Linked DNA regions of Mus musculus: region 1 is linked to region 2. A link is a loop called in an ENCODE intact Hi-C map of the cell type or tissue named here. Cell type or tissue: left cerebral cortex. All regions are shown on one strand. Each heading gives the region's core, and the rest is flanking DNA. Links, peaks and the distances in the headings are about the cores only.

Region 1 (10,424 bases), core at 1,194-9,193, 680 kb after region 2:
GGGATAGCATTGAAAATGTAAATGAGGAAAATACCTAATTAAAAAAAAACAAAAAAATGGAATACAGATATAAACAACGAATTCTCAACTGAGGAACAATGAATGGCTGAGAAGCACCTGAAAAAATGTCCAATATCCTTTATCATCAGGGAAATGCAAATCAAAACAACCCTGAGATTCCACCTCACACCAGTTAGAATGGCTAAGATCAAAACTTCAGGTGCAAGCAGGTGCCGGCGAGGATGTGGAGAAAGAGGAACACTCCTACATTGCTGGTGGGATTGCAAGTTGGTACAACCACTCTGGAAATCAGTTTGGTGGTTCCTCAGAAAATTGGACATAGTACTACCAAAAGATCCAACAATTCCTCTCCTTCCTAGAAGTTACAACTTGTCATAAGGACACATGCTCCACTATGTTCATAGCAGCCTTATATATAATAGCCAGGAGCTGGAAAGAACCCAGATGTCCCTCAACAGAGGAATGGATACAGAAAATGTGGTACATTTACACAATGGAGTACTAGTCAGCTATTAAAAACATGAATTTATGAACTTCTTAGGCAAATGGATGGATCTGGAGGATATCATCGTGAGTGAGGTAACCCAATCACAAAAGAACTCACATGATATGCATTCACTGATAAGTGGATATTAGCTTAGAAACTTAGAATACCCAAGATACAATTTGCAAAACACATGAAACTCAAGAAGAATGAAGACCAAAGAGTGGATACTTTGTTCCTTCTTAGAATTGGGAACAAAACACCCATGGAAGGAGTTGCAGAGACAAAGTTCGGAGCTGAGACGGAAGGATGAACCATTTAGAGACTGCCCCACCCGGGGATTCATCCCATAAACAACTACCAAACTCAGACACTATTGCATATGCCAGCAAGATTTTGCTGACAGGACCCTCATATAGCTCTCTTGTGAGGCTATCCCAGTGCCTGGCAAATACAGAAGTAGATGCTCACAGTCATCTATTGGATGGAACACAGGGCCCCTAATGAAAGAGGTAGATAAAGTACCCAAGGAGCTAAAGGGGTCTGCAACCTTATATGTTGAACAAAAAAAAAATGAACTAAACAGTACCCCCACACACACCCCAGAGCTTGTGTCTCTAGTTGCATATGTAGCAGAGGATGGCCTGTGGCCATCAATGGGAGGAGAGGCCCTTGGTCTTGCAAAGATTATATGCCCCAGTCCAGGGTAATGCCAGGGCTAGGAAGCAGGAGTGGATGGATTGGGAAGCAGGGTGGGGGGAGGGCATAGGGGACTTTCGAGAGGAAACTAAGAAGGGGGATAGCATTTGAAATGTAAATGAAGAAAATATCTAATTTAACAAAAAAAGAAGAAGAAAAAAAAGGAATCTTTGGGAAACTTCTACCTGATATTCCTTTATGGAGATTTACAATGAGATTGTGATTGACAAGTCTCTTGACTGTTATCCCATTACACTGGTTTTGTTTGGGGTCTTTGTGCTGTTGTGATATTTTGCTATGTTGTTATTATACCCATGCTAATTTTATTTCTAATGAAATATTACCTATAAAATATATATATTTATGAAGTATATTTTAAGAATTAATGGTAACTCAGTCAAAGAGACAGATTATTGAGATTTTTGTCAGGTTGCTTTTTAAAACGTTGGATCTAATTTAAACATCTCAGCCCCACATTATCCCTTTCCAGCCACATGACAACTGACAACTCCCTTTTAGTAAATAGGTAAGTGTGATATCCTGACCATGTGAATTGCTTGTGAAAAGCAATGAATGCGTGAATTATCACCTTATGCTCCTCAGTTGAATGTGTTAAGTGTTGCCTGACTTTCCAGCAATGATAAATACCTTGGACTTTATGTCTGACATTTTGCCAGCTTACTGCTATTTTTAAATCAGCATTTGAGATGTCACTGTCTCCTTTCAGAAAGGAAGCCTTCAAGTTGCACGTGGAGATGTTTAAATTGTGTTTAAGCAGTCCCACTTAATGACAAAGGAATCTGTATTTACAAATTCAGGTTCAAACTCTTCATCCTTGCAGCTAGCTGGAATGACCAAGTAACCTCTTCAGACCTTATCTCAACTTAGTTTTATAGATTCACTGTGCTTCATTTTTATGAAACCTCCAATTTCCCAAAGCACTGCATGTCATATGCTTTTTTTTTTTCCAAAGGACAACCCTAACCCAGTAGCTTTCAATGAGGAGTACTACCCAAGGTAATTGTACTAAAAACCAACCAACCAAACAAACAAACAAACGATAGATATGAGCTTTACCAGGTCTAGAAGGAACCCTCTTACAAGGAGAGTACTTGGCCAGAGTTCAGATGTGGGATTCTTGCCACTGATGCGTTTCCATTCATGGTCTCACTGTGAACAACAGACTTGCAGTGCTCTGGTTGCTGGTCTGCCCCTGTCCAGTCATTGCTGGGAAAACCGTCAAGATTACAATCGACCTTTGTTAGCTGATTTGGCAGAGATTCGGGGGTTGAATGGATCACAGAGACTCAACCAGTTAGGAGCATGTTTGGTTTTCTGAAACAACCAGAAACCCTCCCCACCTCAGAGCCTGGCCACCCTGACATAAAAGCATGAAGGTAAAGCTGCTTTGACTCTCTGAACCATATGCTACACCAAGCTGGTTGATGGAGAATTTGGCCTGCCAAAGACCACTCAAGTTCAGGGAAAGCATGAGTTACACCATAATTTGAATAAGAACCCAGAAGGAAGATAGAACGTGTTGTATTGTGGTGTGCTAACCCATCTCACAGAAATTTTGCTTTTTATTGGCTAAATAGCAGAGAGAGGGGAAGAAAGTATTTTTATAGGTAAAAATCAGAAATAAAATAGAATGCACTCCCAAGTAAGGGGTCGCACTCTGATACGACCAAGATAGGTCATAAAACATTTATGTGTTTGCCTTAATCATATTAAATCTTGCAGATCCCAAATTTGAAGAATTAGATGCAGACCCTACTGGCAGAGAGCAGGGTACTAAACACATTGAAACAGGTAGAACCAAAAAGAGAAAAGAAAAGAAAAAGAAGGGTCAGTAACCAAAAACTGAGTTGCTGTCTCTTCTAAACCAGACTCCTGGTTTTATTTAAAAAGCCCACTGCCTTTGAAAGCACACTGGGTCTTTTCAATAGCAGAAGATCAAATGATGTTAATCAGGCCATGGGGCCTAATCCTTTAATGCAACTGTCTCTTTGCATTATAAGCATTCCAGCTCTTGCCTTCCCCCTCGCCCCCCCCCCACAATGATTTTTATCTCAGCTTTTCTTTGTCTCTCTCTGCCTCTTTCCTTAAATCTTGAGTTTTGACAATCAGTACAGAATATCCTCTTTTCTAAGTTCTTTGCAACTTCCTCAACGAACAATTTATTGCCGTGTCTTATAATGAAAAAAAAAAATGACAGGAAGGGGCAGTCTACCCTCTCTCCCCTCTCTTCTCCACCTTCCTCGTGCTTTTGCTTGCTCACCTTAGCCCACATTTTAGTGGGGAACCCACGCTGTTCTTGTAGCTCAGTTCTCCTGGCTCTCACCTCTGGCTGTCTCAACAAGTTCTGGTTCATGGACTCAGTTCCACTAACCCACAAATATGTTTCCCGCTGCTATCAATAGCTTTTCAGGAGGCCATCCTTTATTCAGAATATGAGTGTCCAAGTTTGCATTCTGTGGCACATTTATAAAGCCCAAAGGGGCATAGATTGTAGTGGGAGAATTTCTCCAAATGGTCTTCAGCTATTGGACCTGCATCCTGCTGAAACCAGACTTGCAGTCTTGGCTCTGCAAATTTAGAGCCACGAGGGACATGGCAATTAAACATATGGTGGTTAAGTTGTCACTTGATGTCTTGTCAAGGTTACAGTTCCTTTCGCTGCTAATAGGGCTACAGTAGAATGCCAGTGTTCGGTAGAGCATAGCTTATTTCTTAGAGAAGAAAATAAGTGAGCAATCTATAGAATTAGATTATAAATTCCACAAAAGTGGCCAAACTCCATATAATCTCTTGACCTTCTTATTCCTAACACGTGAGCAGGTTTACTACATGGCAGATGCTCCAAAGTTCTTGAAATCTTGTTTTGTTCACAAGGTTTTTGTTGTTGTTGTTGCTGATTTGCTTTTTAATTCAGGAAAAAAGATGTAGGGAAACAAATTTTATTTCACCATAATTAGATGAATGTAATAAGAGCATAGTCAGGCCCAGGCAGGGGACAGCATGGCAGATGTGAGCACTCCATCTCTGGAAGCTTGTGAGCACTTAGGATGCTGTGTCATCCCCTGGAGGGATGACCAGACTCTGAGTCTAAGGAAAATTGCAGCGCTGTCTATTTCATTACCATGAAGAGGTTCCTTTCCTTACCTCATGGTCTCAGATGCCTTCCACAGCATCAATTTAGAATAAAGAATCCTCATACTCTGCTCTCTTTCTGAGGATTCTGTATTAAAGTTGAACGATGTCTCGTTAGGCCCAAAGTTGAGTTTTATACTTTGTTTTGGGTTTTATTATTGTGATTGGTTACTTCTCTGAAAGCTCTCTGAGAACTTGAAGCACTATAAGGTATTTGCTGCCCCAGGGCTATGGCTCTTAGGTTCTTGAGAGTGAATTCCTTCTGCCTAAAGACACCACCTTGCTTTAATCCTACCTACTTATCACAACAATTTAGAATCTAAATTACAAAGTCCACTAAACTAAGGCACATCAGAGAATTGCAGTTATTTCTCAAAATGCTAGAAATCTCTTTAAGAGTCCTCAGTGTCCTCCATTTTATTTCTAAATTGGCTTTGTCATCCAAATGGATATTTTGTGACTTTATTTACATTCATGAACATATGCCACCCCTTAAAAAGAAGAAATAAAGTAGTGCAGGAAGAATTCAGGGCCCGCCAGAAAGTTGGCTACTCAGCTTTGGTATAATGATCTTTTGGTCAAGGGTGCCATCTCTCAGCAAGACTCTAGTGTTGCCAGTGAAGGTCAGACCACTCAAAATACTTCCTTTCATGCAGCACACTAGAGTCACTCCTGAGACTCCACAGCATCGTTTTTTAATGAAGATCCCCAAATGTGGCTATCTCTTGGAATTAAAAAGCATTAGCCTGGTTTTTCTATATTTTCACTATCAATGAAATCCATTTTTAAAAACAATACCTGATAAGGATACTTTTTAGTCTGGATTAATCATGACATTTTTTTGGATGCTTTATAGAATAAGTTTCCAAACTTGATTCAGGCTGTGAAGAATTCCTTGTTGTTTTAAATATGTTTAGAATTCTGCTGGGCCTCTCTTACTTAGAGCAAGGAATCTGTGCTTCACAGTTAAGCAGTGACTCCGTGTAGCTCTTTCACTCACATCCCAGCAAATGACTTCCACCCTGGAGGCCTCTGGTAGAATGACATTTCTCCCCATGTAACAAGGGTTCTCTTCATTTTATAATTTTGAGATTACCAGAATAAAAATGTGGCTATTTGAAAACGTATTGTGATGTCTTAGTCTGTATCCAAATAAAATTTTGACCTTTATTATATGCAGTATCCTATACTTACTGATTTCTATATGAACATAAATCACCACAAAGGCTTCTTCAACCCTGTAACTACTTGAAAAGACCATTTGTAAGGACGTTAGAATATACTCCTGGTACTCTAGGCATTCGTATACTTTTTCTAAATATAATCACATGGGAGTGCTGTTACCATTACAGGTGATAGGTAAGAAGAATGATGGGAGAGTGACAAAGGAAGAAGGACAGAAGCAGAAATAGTGAGAGTATAAATATTTACTCAATCCAGTTAGGAAACAGGACATTTAATATATTCATGCTCCAGAGCTGAGAAGGCAATGGTGATGACATAGTGCCACCTGGTGGTTGACTCTCAAAACTACATGTAGTTTCTTGGTGTTGCCCTGAAAATTGCCAGATAGCCCTCTCCTCTTTCCAGTGCACGACTTCTTCCCAAATCCATCTCTTCCTCCCCAGCTTGAGGGGAACCGTGGACAGCAATCACAATACAGTCATCAACATTGGTTCACAACCTCCCTAATGCTGCGACCCTTTACAAAACAGTTCTTTATGTTATGGTAACCCCAAACCATAAAATTACTTTGCTCCTACTTCATAACTGTAGCTTTGCAACTATTATGAATCATAATGTAAATACCTGATATGCAGGATATCTGGTATGTGATCCATGACGGGGTGATCAGGACCCATAGGCTGAAAATTGCTGACCTATATAGCTTTCCTATTACCTTTAATGTTAGATCATCTCTATGCATACTTGTTGGTCAGTGACCGATTAATGTATTAATCAACCTCAATGTTACAAAATAATGATATTCTTTTGAAAATTTGCAAATTTAAACAATCTAAAAGGGGGAGCATTGTTACGGAAGTTTAAGGAAGAATTGTTAATCTAATGGTGAGCCCCACCTCTACCTAAGGACACCTGTGACCTCTCTAGCTTAATTTTGTTATAGAAGGAACTTATAAGTGGTTTACCAATGGATGATTCAGTCTTGAATGCCCAAGGATGAGAAAGTGGGTAGATTTAGTTATCACTATAGTATTTTCTCACAGGTCTGTAATGGAATCCATAAAGATAAAGTGTATATAGCAGGAGGAGGAAAAGCCTGTGGAAAGCAGTGTGATCGTCCAGTGCGAGGACATTCTCTTGCAAGGTTAGACTTCTAGAGTTAAAAGGTACTTTCCATATTATTTATTTCCACATTATTCTGACTCCTTTCACAAGTTTTAAATAACTCTACATTTATCTCTCTTGTGTTTCTGTGACTTTGTGTTTTAAGCTTTAATTCCTTTGTTTGGTTTTGTTGCAAGAGAGGTCTGGATCTATTAGCAAGTCAGGTTGTAAAACACCTTCTACAATGTGTCATTTATTGGGAGAGAGTGGGCCTGGGAGAGAATTAGAAACAGCTGAAACATGTAAAGGCCCATTGACTCCTGCTTCTATAGGAAATGTAAAAGCTCCAGTGGAAAGAGAGAATTCAGAGAGGCAGAAAGTTAAGAACAGATGTTACTCAGCTGTGGCATTGGCTGAGATGGGGAGTGGCCTTGGATATCAGGGAGGACTGATATGGAAGTCTGGCATGCTTTGTCTCCTACTTCCTGCATCCGCAGTATCACAAGGGATGGGAGAAGAGAACCATGGTGTCAACATCCTGCATCACTATGATGGGCAGAAACCCAACCACATATTCTTAGAGAAATGATTGGGTTTATCCATTACATTTGGTTACATTTGTATCTTTAAGCTCCCTTTTTGGGCCACTCTGAAAATACTGATGACTTGGCCTTTGGCCAAGATGATTCTTTCCCTCCAATACATTTATCCCAGCACTTTATTCTCACTGAATGTAGAGGGCTGCTCTGCAATATTCTAGATTCTGAGAATCCAAGACATGGTATGTGTTGTATCAACATGATAAAACTTCCCAAGAAACGTTGGAGAAATTTTCTGTGACTTCATAGTTAGCCACTGGTTTCCTAAGCTTTAGGGATGATTCATACTTTGAAAGGATAGGACTGTCCATCAAAAAGGGAACAGATTTGACTTGATAGCACTTATGAACTTAAAGATTTGTCTTTCTGACTATGATGGACCAAATATTCATGACACAGATGTGCCTTTGTATTCCTAAGAAAGTTCTAGGTGGTACAAGCTACAATCCTCATCATACAATGAATTGATGTAGGAGGCTCTCCTGGCAATTCATGGTATACATTTTTGTGGTAAACATTTTTTTATTTGTAGAAGGAGATACATGAACGATAAAGCACACGGCAGTATGCTAAGCCTACAATCCAGTAACATAGTAGTTTGTTAGCCTGATCTTGTATTACAGATTCCATATCTGTCCATTGAAAGTCTTGCGTGATTGCCTGTGCTGCAGGTATATACGCCAGCAGTGCCACAAACCTTTAAGTAATACATTGCACTATGACCTACTGTGATAGCCTTGATTTCCACACCTGGGAAAGGATCTTAATAAGGAATCTTCTATGGGGCTAAACTATGGGTACAGCAGTGAAGGAATCTGTCTATCTATCTATCTATCTATCTATCTATCTATCTATGTATCTATCTATAATTATATCATTTCCCCCATGCCTTTTCTACCTCCAAGCTCTCCCACATACCACCCCCTTTGCTTTCTTTCAAACTTATTTTGATCCCTTTTTCTTTAACTGCTGCTGCTGCTTCTGATGGTAATGGTGTGTTTGTGTGTGTGTGTGTGTGTGTATGTGTGTGTGTATGTCTAAAAACATACATACAACCTGCTCAATCTGTATAATGTTACTTGTATGTGTATGCTTTCCAGGCTAACCATTTGATGTTGAATGACAAGTTGGTGTGCTCTTCCGTGGGGAAGACTGCTTCTCCAGATCTCAGCATCCCTTACTTGCCTGTAGTTCTTTGTCTAGGGTTGAGGTCTCATGGGCTTTCCCCTTTCACAATAGCATGTCTATTGGTATTGTGCTCATTCCACTCACACTTGGTCATCCATCTTGGTGAGACTTTATGGGTGTAGCTTCTGACATTTCTAGGAGGCACAGCATCACAGCAACCTCCCTGTTCTACTGGATCCTCCAGCAAAGTGCCTGGCACAAACATAGTCCTCATTACACAGATACATCTTATACACACTCCCTTGAGCACACTTTCCCTCTTCAGTAACTCAAAAGGAACTGCTCAGATCCTTTCGACTTTTAATGTTATGACCCTGTGTAGGTTCTATTGGTTTGAGTGGGCAAGTGGAGCCGATTATTGCTTAGTGTGGTTCTAGGATTGAGTGTAGGGCTTCTCCCGGGTCTGTAGTTTTAGTAGGAACTCCATGTGTCCAATTTCCCTGTGTCAGTCTGTCTTGCTACAGCTGTGGTGTTCACTGGCCAATACTTTTGATCCTTGTGGTCCTGCGCTCTGGCTCACCTCTCTTTATCCTATGACTTCAGCTCTTGGCTAGTGAGCTGATGTGGTTTGCTTTTTATGTTCTTATAAGATATTGATGTGGACACCAAACCAGAAGAGCAGTAAGTGCCAAGTACCTTGTCAGGCCAAATCCAATTAGGATTTTGCTTTGATGATTTTGCAAACTGGAAGCTCCAAATTTACATTTCCCTTGGTTTTCCTGTTTTAAGCTTTTTCTACTTTTTAAATACTGTAAGTTCCACACCATTAAAAATTCATAAAGTTCCTGGAATTTTGGCCTCTGGGATAATTAAGGTTTGCTACAAAACTTTGCTCACAGACCTACTTTTTTATCAAAGGTCTACCCTTTAGTCACTGAGAAATGCCCTAAAATAGCAAAAATCACTGCATCTCCTTTACTTGGAGGCAAGGAAGAAACACTCCAAATTATTGAAATTGAGCAAATGTTATTTGGAAAGTTTTCTCATTTGATATAACGTATTCTACATATGACAGTTGTCCCTCTACACCTGCAGAACCTTTCGCTCCTTACCTCTGAAGTGCAAGGCCTGGCTGTGAATAATGGTTATAACTTGAAGCATCGGGACTGTACTGGCTGCTTTTTGTGTCACCTTGATACAAGCTAGAGTCATCAGAGAGGAAGGAGCCTCAGCTGAGGAAATGCCTCCATGAGGTTCAGCTGTAAGGCATTTTCTCATATAAGACCTCCACCCTCGGTCAGTGGTACTTACTTCAAGATGCCCCCAGACACGCCGAGAGGCAGATCAATGCAAAAGCAAGGTTTCTTTCCCAGCGTCGGGGTCAACCCTCAATCAGTCTCTCGAGGGGAGGGACTGACTGTGGGGAATTGAACGAGCAGGGTTGACCGAAGTGAGCAGAGATCCTAAATTCAATTCCCAAGAAGGCAGCCCCAAATGGCTATTATTAGAAGTTTTTATTTTAGGGTCACAGGTTACATCAGCAAGCATATTGGCTAAGCATATTGACCCTTAAATCTATTGGCGAGCAAGCATGACAACATTTGAACTCTACCTGGGACTTTCCAGAGGGTCAGGTAACTAGCAGTCAGTACATTCTGAAAACTTTTAACTCAAGAATGTTCCTGTGGGTGGAGAATGGAACTTGGCCTAGCCTTGACCCCAGGTGGGAGGGGGGAGGTATAAGGAGGGTGTGGGACTGAAAAACCCCTTAGGGTCCCTCATTCACTTATTGATTAGTGTGGGAGGGCTCAACTATCTCTGGACTGGCCTATCCTGGGTCCTATAAGAAAGCAAGTTGAACAAGCCATGAAAAGCAATCCAATAAGCAGCACCCTTCCAGGGCCTTTGCTTCCGCTTTCACCTCCAGGCTCCAGCCCTGACTGAATTTTCTCCTGACTTCTTCCCAGAGTGGACGATGATCTGAAAGTGTGAGCTGAATAATCCCTTTTCTCCCCAGTTTGCTCTTTGTTGTTTGTTTATTCGTTTTGCTT
Region 2 (10,424 bases), core at 1,513-9,512:
ATTTTCTCCTCTTATTTTGGAATTATTTAGAAACATGTTATTTCATTTAAAAATTCTTCTTTGGCATATTTACTTAACTATAAGTCTGCTTAACATAAAATATTTACTGCTATGCTAAGTAATTTAATTCCACAGCCTTCAAATAATCTATTTTGTAAGATTTCAAGCACAGTAAGTGCTACAAACTTTATTTTGAAGCTTAGAATATGTTCTACCTGGGTGGACATATGCTCTTCAAAACCTGTAAAACGCTTCAAAACTCTTTAAGTAAGTGGAATTCTATTAAGTATCAGTAACAGTGCGTGGACTTGACATTGTTACTACATCCTTGCATGGACATATTTTTCTCACTTTATAAATTACGTAAAAGTTAAGTGCAACAACTTTTAAGATTTTGGTACGAAAATATTCACATAAGAAGCGTAGAGGGGGTGAGACAATGAAATTAATAATGACAGCAGCATCAATATTTATAACATCTGATATGCACCAGCTATAATAACTAGTTATGAGAAGAGCTTCTAATCTCTATGAAGTTACTTCTACCTTGAAGATAAAATAAAACTTCCTAAGAGATTATATGATCTCTAGTAAATATCCAAAGAATGAAATAGAAACTTTTAGTAAGAGATACACAACCAATCAGTCATAGGGTAAATATTATGTCTATAAGCATAAACGTTAGCCTATGTTTATAAATAATAGGTGTTCTAAAGCACATGGTTAGAACAAATAAGTACAGAATTTTGTATTATTTGGAAACAACTTTCAAACTGGTAATTCAGTCACCTAGAAGCTAGTGAACAATAGTGCTGTATCAGCAAGATTTTTCCTACGCCTTTTCTTACCTCTAAAGAGTCTAGTCTCATTTATCCGTTGTAGAGTGCCATACAGTACTGCCAAACTAACCCAGACCCTGGTGAAAACGGCCACTAAAACAGACCTGGAATAAACTGAAAAATCTCTGATTACTGGCTTAAGGATATGCTGGCTGACTCCAGAGTAGGGAGTACAAGAGTTGGTGTTTGTTTTGATTTGATTTGATTTGATTTGATTAAACAGAAAGGGTGATACGTCACAAGATTTCCCTTGCCAATTACATTAGGGCAGTTGGAGGCCTGTGAATGGACAGGGAAAAGGGAGGCAGCGCTAAGAGTTGCAGAGACAGGGAGCATCTCTGGGTAGGGAGGAGAAAGGAAGATGGTAGATGTGAATCAGAGTGGCTATAGCCAGCCACAGGTTGTTATGATATCATAAAGGTTAGAATATTGGGATAATTTGTCTAACCTAGGTGAGCAGCTTTTATGATTATCAATTGGTTCTAAAATTATTATATTGGCATTTTTTATATATAAATCTGATTGGTTAACTATAAGCATTGAGTCTTGTTTTTACCGGGTTACTGGGTATTGTGTTATCAAACTGCAAGGATGACAGATCTGTTTGGTTACAGGAATGTGGGACAGAGCCAGTGGGACCCTCCTAGGACATAGTGTTGTGACCCACTGATGCTAGTACTAGAGGGGGAACATGGCCCAGTGGGGCCGGAGAGTAGGCAACAAGAAAAGGTATCAGAAAGAAGTCAAAGAAAGCACTGAGTAGGTACTACAGAGTAATTCTCAAAGAAACAAAATTCCAATCTCCTTTTCAGAAGCTAAAAGTTCAAACCAAGACCTCATTATTAAACTATGGTGCTAATTCATCTGCATCTGAAATTATCAAGCAATATAAGCTCATAATACATCACAACTTATAGTTTTCCACAGTATCTTTCAATTTCAAAGTCAAGAAAACCATCCTTTAAAAGTACAAAGCAAAGCCAAGCATGGTCATTCATGCACAAATGGCCACAAGTTAGTAATTAAAGTCTGTGTGACAGATAAATGGAAAGTATACTGTCATTTTTTTAAAAAATTCTATTTGGTTTTCTTAACTAGAATGTTTCAAGAAGTCTTACTTTATTCTTGATTATTTGAATAGACTTTTTCCTTTTTTAATTGTCACTGCCATATTTAAAGAGAATTCAATGTGATATAGCAACAAAGAACCCTGTTATCTTTTTTTTCTTTTTTTTTTAATTACGTATTTTCCTCAATTACATTTCCAATGCTATCCCAAAAGTCCCCACCTCCCCCCGCCCCCCGCTCCCCTACCCACCCATTCCCATTTTTTGGCCCTGGCGTTCCCCTGTACTGGGACATATAAAGTTTGCCTGACCAATGGGCCTCTCTTTCCAGTGATGGCCGAGTAGGCCATCTTTTGATACCCCTGTTATCTTCTTACCCATTTCTATGTGATCTTTGTTTAGATCCTTGCAACTTCCAATATGCTTCTTTGGCACGACGAGATAATGATAAAGTGCCGCTGGTTTGATATCTTTGAAACAAACCAGGTCTTCATTCTAAAGAGAGAGGCATATTGGTTAGTAAATTAAAAAAAAAAACCAATCTCCCAATATTATTCTGCTGTGCTGTGACTTAAGCACTGGGAAATTGCATTTATGTTACAATATAGGCCTAATGAGCAATTTTATAACTGTGCCATACTTAAATTCACAATAATAAGCTTTAGTTTCTGTCATGAGCTATATTATATTAAGCTGATTTCAAAGAACAATTATAAGTAAAATTCATTAAAACATTCTTAGCCTGGCAGTGGTGGTACACACCTTTAATCCCAGCACTCAAGAGGCAGAGGCAGGGAGATCTCTGTGAATTCCAGGCCAGCCTGGACTATAGAGAGTTCAAGCACAGCCCACAGGCTACACAAAAAAACCCTGCACAGAGAAAAAAGAAAAAGAAATCTCACTCCTAAATTTTATTATACATTTTCTCATCCATACTTTAAGCTTTTTTCACTCAAAAGTTAAGTCAATAAACACAGTTTTCTTCCTCAGCAAATTTTCCTAGATGCACTCTTCCCATCAATTCTCTGTTCCAGGAAACAAAATTCAGTGTCATGCGAACCTCAAGCCCATACTATTAACCATAATTAGCAAAGATCCCAAGCACAGAGACTCCATTTTGATCCATTCAATGGGATGCTTTAGAAAAGGTCAAGAAACCATCCAGCCTCCAGATGGAGAGATGAATCCCTGATGAAAGTTGACAACTCAAGTTCAGAACCAGCACCACACAGAGTCTGTGGCCTAGCAGTGCTAGAAGGTAGAGGTGGGAGGGTCCTGGAGGGCTTGTTCAGCCACTATGTCTAGCCAAATCTACAAGCTTCAGGTTCAGTCTAAGGCAATAAGGTGAACACCAATAGGAAGAGACAGCCAACACTCATCTCTGGCCTTTACATATGCACATGTTCACATAAACCAACATGATAGATAAACTTTTTAAATTTAAAGGCAAAGAAACTGGATATTTCAGTTAGCTTTTAATTGCATTTTTACTAAGATGTTAAAATACTGAAAATGGTTCTGTGATTTTACTGCCTTCTATTGTACTACTGAACCATTATTAAGAGAAAAAAATCCGCCGGGCGTGGTGGCACACGCCTTTAATCCCAGCACTCGGGAGGCAGAGGCAGGCAGATTTCTGAGGCCAGCCTGGTCTACAAAGTGAGTTCCAGGACAGCCAGGGCTACACTTTCTCTGGTTTTTCCCTGTCTCAAAAAACCAACCCCCCCCCCAAAAAAAAAAAAAGAAAAAAAATCCAATCCCAAAGATAGAGTGCCAAAAATAATGTGTGTATATACATGTATGTATTTTTTAAATCTTTGTGTGTGTTTGTTTCTTTTTTTTTTCTTTTCTTTTTTTTTTTTTTTCCCCTTTGGTAGTGCTGGTGGTCAAACCCAGGGCCTAACATGCTTACATGCCTGGCAAGTTCTGGTAGTTCACTGAGCTACACCTCTGGCCAGTTTTTCTTTTTTCTTTCCTTTTGGGGTTTTCAAAACAAGGTTTCTTTGTGTAGCTCTGACTATCCTGGAGCTTGTTGGCCTCAAACTCAGAAATCTTCCTGTCCCTGTCTCCCAAATGCTGGGATGAAAGGTATGTGTCACCACCACCAGGCTTCTTTACAGTATGACTTCCCAGAGCAAAATACTGAAGAGAAGCCAATTGTCTCTAACTCAGAAACAATGTTGGTAAAACTATAAAATAAAGCACTGAATGCCTATTAAAAGGAATGTAAAGAATTACTACTGCTATGAAATTATTTCTAGGCTAGTCTTTTTTTTTAAAGCACAAAACAGAAAAAGCTACCCTGTGTAATGTTCTACTATGCTGTTCCAGTTGTAATTTTTATAGACTATTCTAGGACCTGCTTCAACAGTTCCTCCAATATTTCCTAACAAATAATTCTCAAAAGTTAATTTTTATATAGCTACAATAATTTCTTCCCAGTAACTGTCCCCTTATATCTAAAACAAGCAAGTCCATTTGAAAGAGCATCTTAAAGCCATGGTATCTAAGGTGTTAACAATTTTAATTAGCAAAAGAGCAATTAAATCAGCTAATATTGCTAAGTATGAATTCAGGCATAGCAACACTTCTGTGGGTTCTCAAACATTGTTTCATTTTTCGATTCTAAGAGCTAGCTAGCTTTCTTTCTTTCTTTCTTTCTGTTTTTGTTTGGTTTGTTTGTTTGTTTGTTTTTGTTTTGTTTTTCAAGGGATTTCTCTGCATAGCCTTAGCTGTCCTTGAATTCACTGCATTGACCAGGTTGGCCTCCAACAGAGAGATCTTTCTGCCTCTGCCTTTCTGAGTGCTGGAATTAAAGGCATGTACCACTACCACTCAGCTATTTCTAAGAGCCCCTTAAAAATAATTCGTATCAATGCCATGAGACTCATACACAAAGAGTAAGACACTGCCCTTGGTACTGGTAAGCCCCCTGCTAAGAATATGTGATATGCCCTTTGCTTAAATGAATTCTAAAAATACAGTAAGAAAACCATACAGAGATCTGTGAGGCAAAGAATCATCTCTGACTTTTGTTGGAAAGATTCCTCAAACAAATTCTTCATGATGCTGGCAACCCTGATTATACCAAAACAAATAATTTCCTCTGCTCTTATTTGTATAATTATATATCAACAACTTATATAAGTGCAATCATTTCCTGTGTTTACAATGAATATATGTGTAATAAGAATTTTAAATGCAAGATGATAAATCTCTCTCAAAAGATTAACTCTTTATGAAGGATGATGAGATGTAAAAATGTTAGACCCAGGGGAAAGGGAGAGTTTTCTGGAATTTCCAGGCATGACATGACTGTTGCTCTCCCGATCTCGCAGCAAGTATGATTAACTACACTTGATCTGCACAGGTTTGAACCCTGTCGAGATCTTGTAACGAAAAGGGGAGTAGTTCATGAGGCTCTCACGGTAGATAAGGAAGATTCTTACAAGCTATTAACTGTAAGTATCAGTTCGACTTCAGACCCAGTCCTGAAACCCCATTCCAGCCCATTTCAGTCAAATTCACACTTCTTCACCACGTCCAAGACCTGTTTTCAGCAAGTTGTACGCTCTCTAACGATACTGGAAGAATACATAATTTTAAAATTACTATCTAGAGAAGAGGAAGACTCCCTAAAATAAAAGTAAAGACACAGGATGCTGCTGTGTTGCAAATGCATGCGAGGGAGGCGAGAATGCTGGGCTCTATCACTGCTATCTCTCCCTACTGAACAGCAAAGGCAACACTGGAGACCTCTGGGTCCCTGACAGAAGTCAGTCACTGTTTAGTTCGTCTGCAGAGACAGAAGCCTGCGAGCAGGGATTGGATGCCTGGTCCCCACCCACCCGGCCTGTCGCCGCCCACCTCACAGTGAAAGAGTTCAGTTTTGGGTTCCTGACCCGCCGCCACGCGGCAGAACACGCAGTTGCTGTCATAGTTCCAGGACTCCGAGGTCCCAGGCGAGGACCCCTCGGGATCCGGCTCTCCGACCAAGCCCGCTTGCTTCTCAGCCATGGCGGCCGAAAGGCGACGTCAGGATCAGCTGAGGTGCGCAAGGCCCGCCTCGGGCGGATGCACCTGGAATCGCCGCCCTAGGGTGGCCCGCCTAGTGACACGGAGTCTGCGCACGCGCAGGGCCAGACTCTGGGTATGGGACACACCAGATAGCTCGGCCTCTAAAAGGGCGACGATCAGAGGGCAAGCCCGGCGCTCCGTGATGACGAAAGCAGCGCAGCCGCAGGAGCCCACTGCTCAAAGGCGTTTTCTGACGGGAAGACCTATCCAGGGGTTGGTAACATTCATCTAAAGTGTAAAGGATATTGCTTTCACGTCCCTATAGTGTATTACACTCCCGTTACAAAAGAAAAAGAGTATAGAAATTCGATTCTTTTAAGGGTATGAGAGGATGAGTCAAACGTATAGAGAGCCTTGTTTGGCAAAGTGAAATTTCCGAGTTTCCTGTGTACTTACTTGTTCAGCCACAGTAATTTTAGGATCTGAAACCAAACCAAACAAACAAACCCGGCCAAATTGGTCTCTACATGTTTGCTTTTGTTTATAGTACAATGTAAATCGAAAGGGTCTCCTATCACACATATGTCATATGGAGAGAAAAGGTAGTAATTGAGAAATTCCCTGCCAGGTCACCTGATTCATTGTAACAATTTTCTCTTGTATTCCCGGCTATTTAGGAAAGAGAGGGAGAGAAACCCTTTGGGAACAATCATGCGCGGAAAAGTATCAGTTCTTAAGTATGATGTGATCTCACCTTTTTACAATACATGGCATTTGCTGAGCACCAAATACTCTGTTTCTCTAATTGTGAAAACTCCCAAGGTTGATTATTTTATTACAGGTCTACAGAAAGAGACAGATTCAGACTTATTTTCTTACCACTTACCCAAATGATAAAATTCAAATAAATGTCTAGTTCTAGAACCCATAATAACACTTAGTGTGACTTTAAACTCAGTAGTGATTTTAAGTGAATTATCTTGTAATCTGAAACAGTAACGTAAGTTAAGTAAGAGTACATGCACATTCACGTTGCATTTAATTCCCTTTGTAGTTAACCATATGGTGTGCAATCATGACAATAGCTTCTCAGATCATCACAAGTTTGAGGCAGGACTCAGAAGCAGAAAATTTGACTTTGACACATTTAAATATTATCATGTTCCATGTCTGTTCTTACACTTTCATATCACGCTGCTTTTTTATGGTGTGTGTATGCATGCACACACACAGTAGCTGTATGTCTTTATCCATGTAGGTACTTGAGTACTTGGGCTGCCTCTTGGGCCATGGTGGGGGGGGGGGTGATCTGTAGATGCCTTTCATAACTGCTTGTTTGATATTGAAAGCTTTTGAGTTGACTTTGGCTTTGGTAAGGACAGGAGTTTCATCCTTTATTCTTGGTGCTATCATAGTGGAAATGTTCCCATAGACATTTCACAACAGTCTGATGAATAAAAGAATGATTTTCAGATCCCACGGGAAAACACTTTTGAGTTATGAGAGTTGCACAGTCACAAACAGAAGTGCTTTTTTAGTAAAGGCTATGAGTGGTAAGGGTCAGGAGCCTTGTATGGGGGCAGGTGGGGATGGCTATAACAAACACCAGAGCCTGATATTGTGAATTAAGCATTTAGGGCCCTGTCTGTATGCTTCCATATGGGTGTTGTCTTGGGATAGATGTTTGCACACAGTTATTATAGGGCAAAAGTTTTTCAGTTCTCTCTTCCTTGACAAAATGTTTCTTCCTCAGTAAGGCCAACTCTGACTAACCTTGCAACCGTGGTCTAGCCCCTTCCTTCCTCTTTAGCTTTCTCTATTTTTTTTCTATTGCAAGTCCTTTCCCACATACTTAAAATTATATAGTAGCATGCTACATATATGTTAACCCTATGCATTTAACTTAGGGTATATATTTATTTTTACTCCTTCATCTCCAATGAGTGCAGTCTCTACAGAAATTATCTTTTGTTCCTGTTCATATATGTACCAGCAGTAACTCTGCTACTCTATAGTAGTCAAGGACTACAATAAGAATTTTTGGTCTAATAACTGGAAGGCTGAAGCTGCCATTTACCAAGGTGAAAAACTGTGGGACTAACAGATGTGGGATGGTCAGGGAAGATCAGGCATCCTGTTCTGGGCATGTTACTTTGAGATGCTATATCAACTGAGCTGATGGGTATAGGCTGTTTATCGTTGTAAGAGTTCTAAAACGCTTAATGTCTTAGACCAAAAAGGTTTCCTTTATATAAATACACTCCTAGTTATGCTCACCACTGCTGCAATGAGTCACCATGAACAAAGTAACTTTGGGAAGAAAGGGTTTATTGGTTTTTTTTTTCCACCATTACTGTTCATTATCTAAGGAAGTCAGGACAAGAACCCAACAGGAACCTGGAGACAGGAGCTGATGCAGAGGCCATGGAGAAGTGCTGCTTACTGGCTTGCTCCACATGGCTTGCTCAGCCTGCTTTCTTATAGAAACTTATAGATCACCTTCCTGCAGTGGGCTGCACTCTCCCACATCAATCACTAATTTTAAAAATACCCTACAGGCTTAGTGGTACATGCCTTTATTCCCAACACTTGGGAGGTAGAGACAGATGGGTCTGTGTGAGTTTGAGGCCAGCCTGGTCTACAAAGTGAGTTCCAGGGCAGCCAGAGCTGCATAGTTAGACTCTGTCTTGAAATAAATAAATAAATGTCTTGGTCTTGTTTGCATACATAGCAGGCCAGCTGTTTCTGGTATTTATATAAAGGAACGGTATATGTGCTGTCTAGTTTTATGTCATTTTAACACAGCCTAGAATCATTGGAGAAGAGGGTATTGTAAATTAGTTGCTTTGTCAACCTGCCTTTAAGTGATTCAGCCACAGTAGTTTATGCCATCACCCACTTCCACTAGGTATGGCACATATAAAGCCCTGGCCACACCTCTCTCTCCCCCTCTCTCATTCCCTCTGTGTTGCCGGTAGTTTTAGAAACACAATACTGCCTTTGCCCAGGAGCTGCGATGGGGCTCTGACCCCTCCTGGCTCCCTTTGTTCCTTCTGGCTTCTGCCAGGCTGCCAGCACTGACTTGGCATCTCTCACTCTCTACCCTCCTTGCTCAGGGAGTAGACTGCACCACCAGCCCACTCCCATGACCCTTGTCCCAGGATGGGTTGCATTACCAGCCCCACCATTGCATCTGAGCATAAAAAATACAGTTTGTCACTTTTCAGCTTGCCTTTTGTGACAGTTTCTGGTCACACACAGAATCTCCTGCCTAAAAAGGCATGCCCTCATCAATTAATTATCCCCATCTCTCCTCCACATCCTTGGCTACCCTCCCATAGCAGGGACCAGCTGTCCCAAGGCCTTACATGATTTCAGTGTCCCTTTTCCTCCAAGGCATAGCTGAAAAGCCCCTCTCTTCCCTCATATGCCTTTCTTCTTGGGACTCGGAAGTCCCACTTGTACCTTTCACCCAGCAAATGGCTCCTGGTCTTCTTTATTAACAAATCAACAACCAATTAGGGAAATAGACCTTAGTATCGGCACCTCCCCTTACACCTCTGTCTTATTCATTCTTTCTGTCTGTCTATCTCTCTCTCTCATGTCCCCAGTTCAAGACTTTCAATCTCCACCCCCCACCCCCCAAACTCATGCCTTAAATCAGATGCATGGTGTGACTTTGTGACTTGACTGCAGCCCACCAAGGAATGGAGCCTCAGTTGAGAAAATCCCTCTATAAGATCTGTAGGCAGGCCTGTAGGTCATATTTTAACATTAGTAACTGATGTGAAAGGGCACAGCCCACTGCAGGGAGGTGGTCCAAGTTTCTATAAGAAAGGCTGAACACGCCATGTGGAGCAAGCCAGTAAGCAGCACTTCTCCATGGCCTCTGCTCCAGGTTCTTGTTCGGGTTCTTGTTTTGACTTCCTTAGACGATGAACTGTAATGATGAAACAAACCCAATAAACCCTATCCTTAGGGGAGATGTCACCTGTGCTTTATGACCTGCTAACCTCTATGCTATCTCAGAGACCACATTAGATTCTAGGCCATTCAGCTATAGAACCCACCTTCATGGTCACATGTACTTTGTAAAGACGTTTCTATGTAGTCATACTTTAAGCTTTATTGAGTACCTGGAATTGGAATGATTCTTACCTGGAAACCTTTCCCAATTTCTACTGTTTTAATATTCTGACAATGAACCACCTGCACTAGACTACCTGATATCTGATCCAGATAAACTAAGTCAATCTAAACCTGTTTTTCTTCCTTCCTTCCTTTCTTCCTTCCTTTCTTCCTTTCTTCCTTCCTTCTTTCATTTCTTTGTTTCTTTCTTCCATTCTTCCTTCCTTCATTTCTTTGTTTGTTTCTTCCTTCCTTTTCTTTCTTCCTTCCTTTCTTTCTTCTTCCTTCTTTCTTCCTTCCTTCCTTTCTTCCTTCTTCCTTCCTTCCTTCCTTCCTTCCTTCCTTTCTTCCTTCCTTTCTTCCTTCCTTTGTT

Evidence for each region. Hi-C counts contacts between places; a loop is a spot of excess contacts. Peaks named below come from ENCODE experiments on the same cell type or tissue, not always from the same donor. Only the 100,000 strongest peaks of a DNase experiment are listed, where the experiment ranks them.
Region 1: it touches region 2 in a loop (4-fold over the local background); 8 of 42 quality-filtered maps call a loop at or near these places.

What each region holds. Positions count from the first base shown.
Region 1 is chr10:31,293,506-31,303,929 of GRCm38, forward strand. No RefSeq gene overlaps it. Among named protein-coding and RNA genes, the nearest start is that of Hddc2, 15 kb to the right of the region's middle. In left cerebral cortex, for the core only: a CTCF peak has its summit at 5,878 (motif pointing left); DNase peaks (open chromatin) are centred at 2,444 and 5,872.
Region 2 is chr10:30,612,430-30,622,853 of GRCm38, forward strand. It overlaps Hint3 (histidine triad nucleotide binding protein 3), which reads right to left and starts at 5,937. Exons shown (of 5, transcript NM_025798.3): 1 at 5,774-5,937; 2 at 2,284-2,401. The coding sequence starts at 5,923. In left cerebral cortex, for the core only: a CTCF peak has its summit at 5,923; a DNase peak (open chromatin) is centred at 6,054; H3K4me3 peaks cover 1,614 bases; H3K27ac peaks cover 1,410 bases.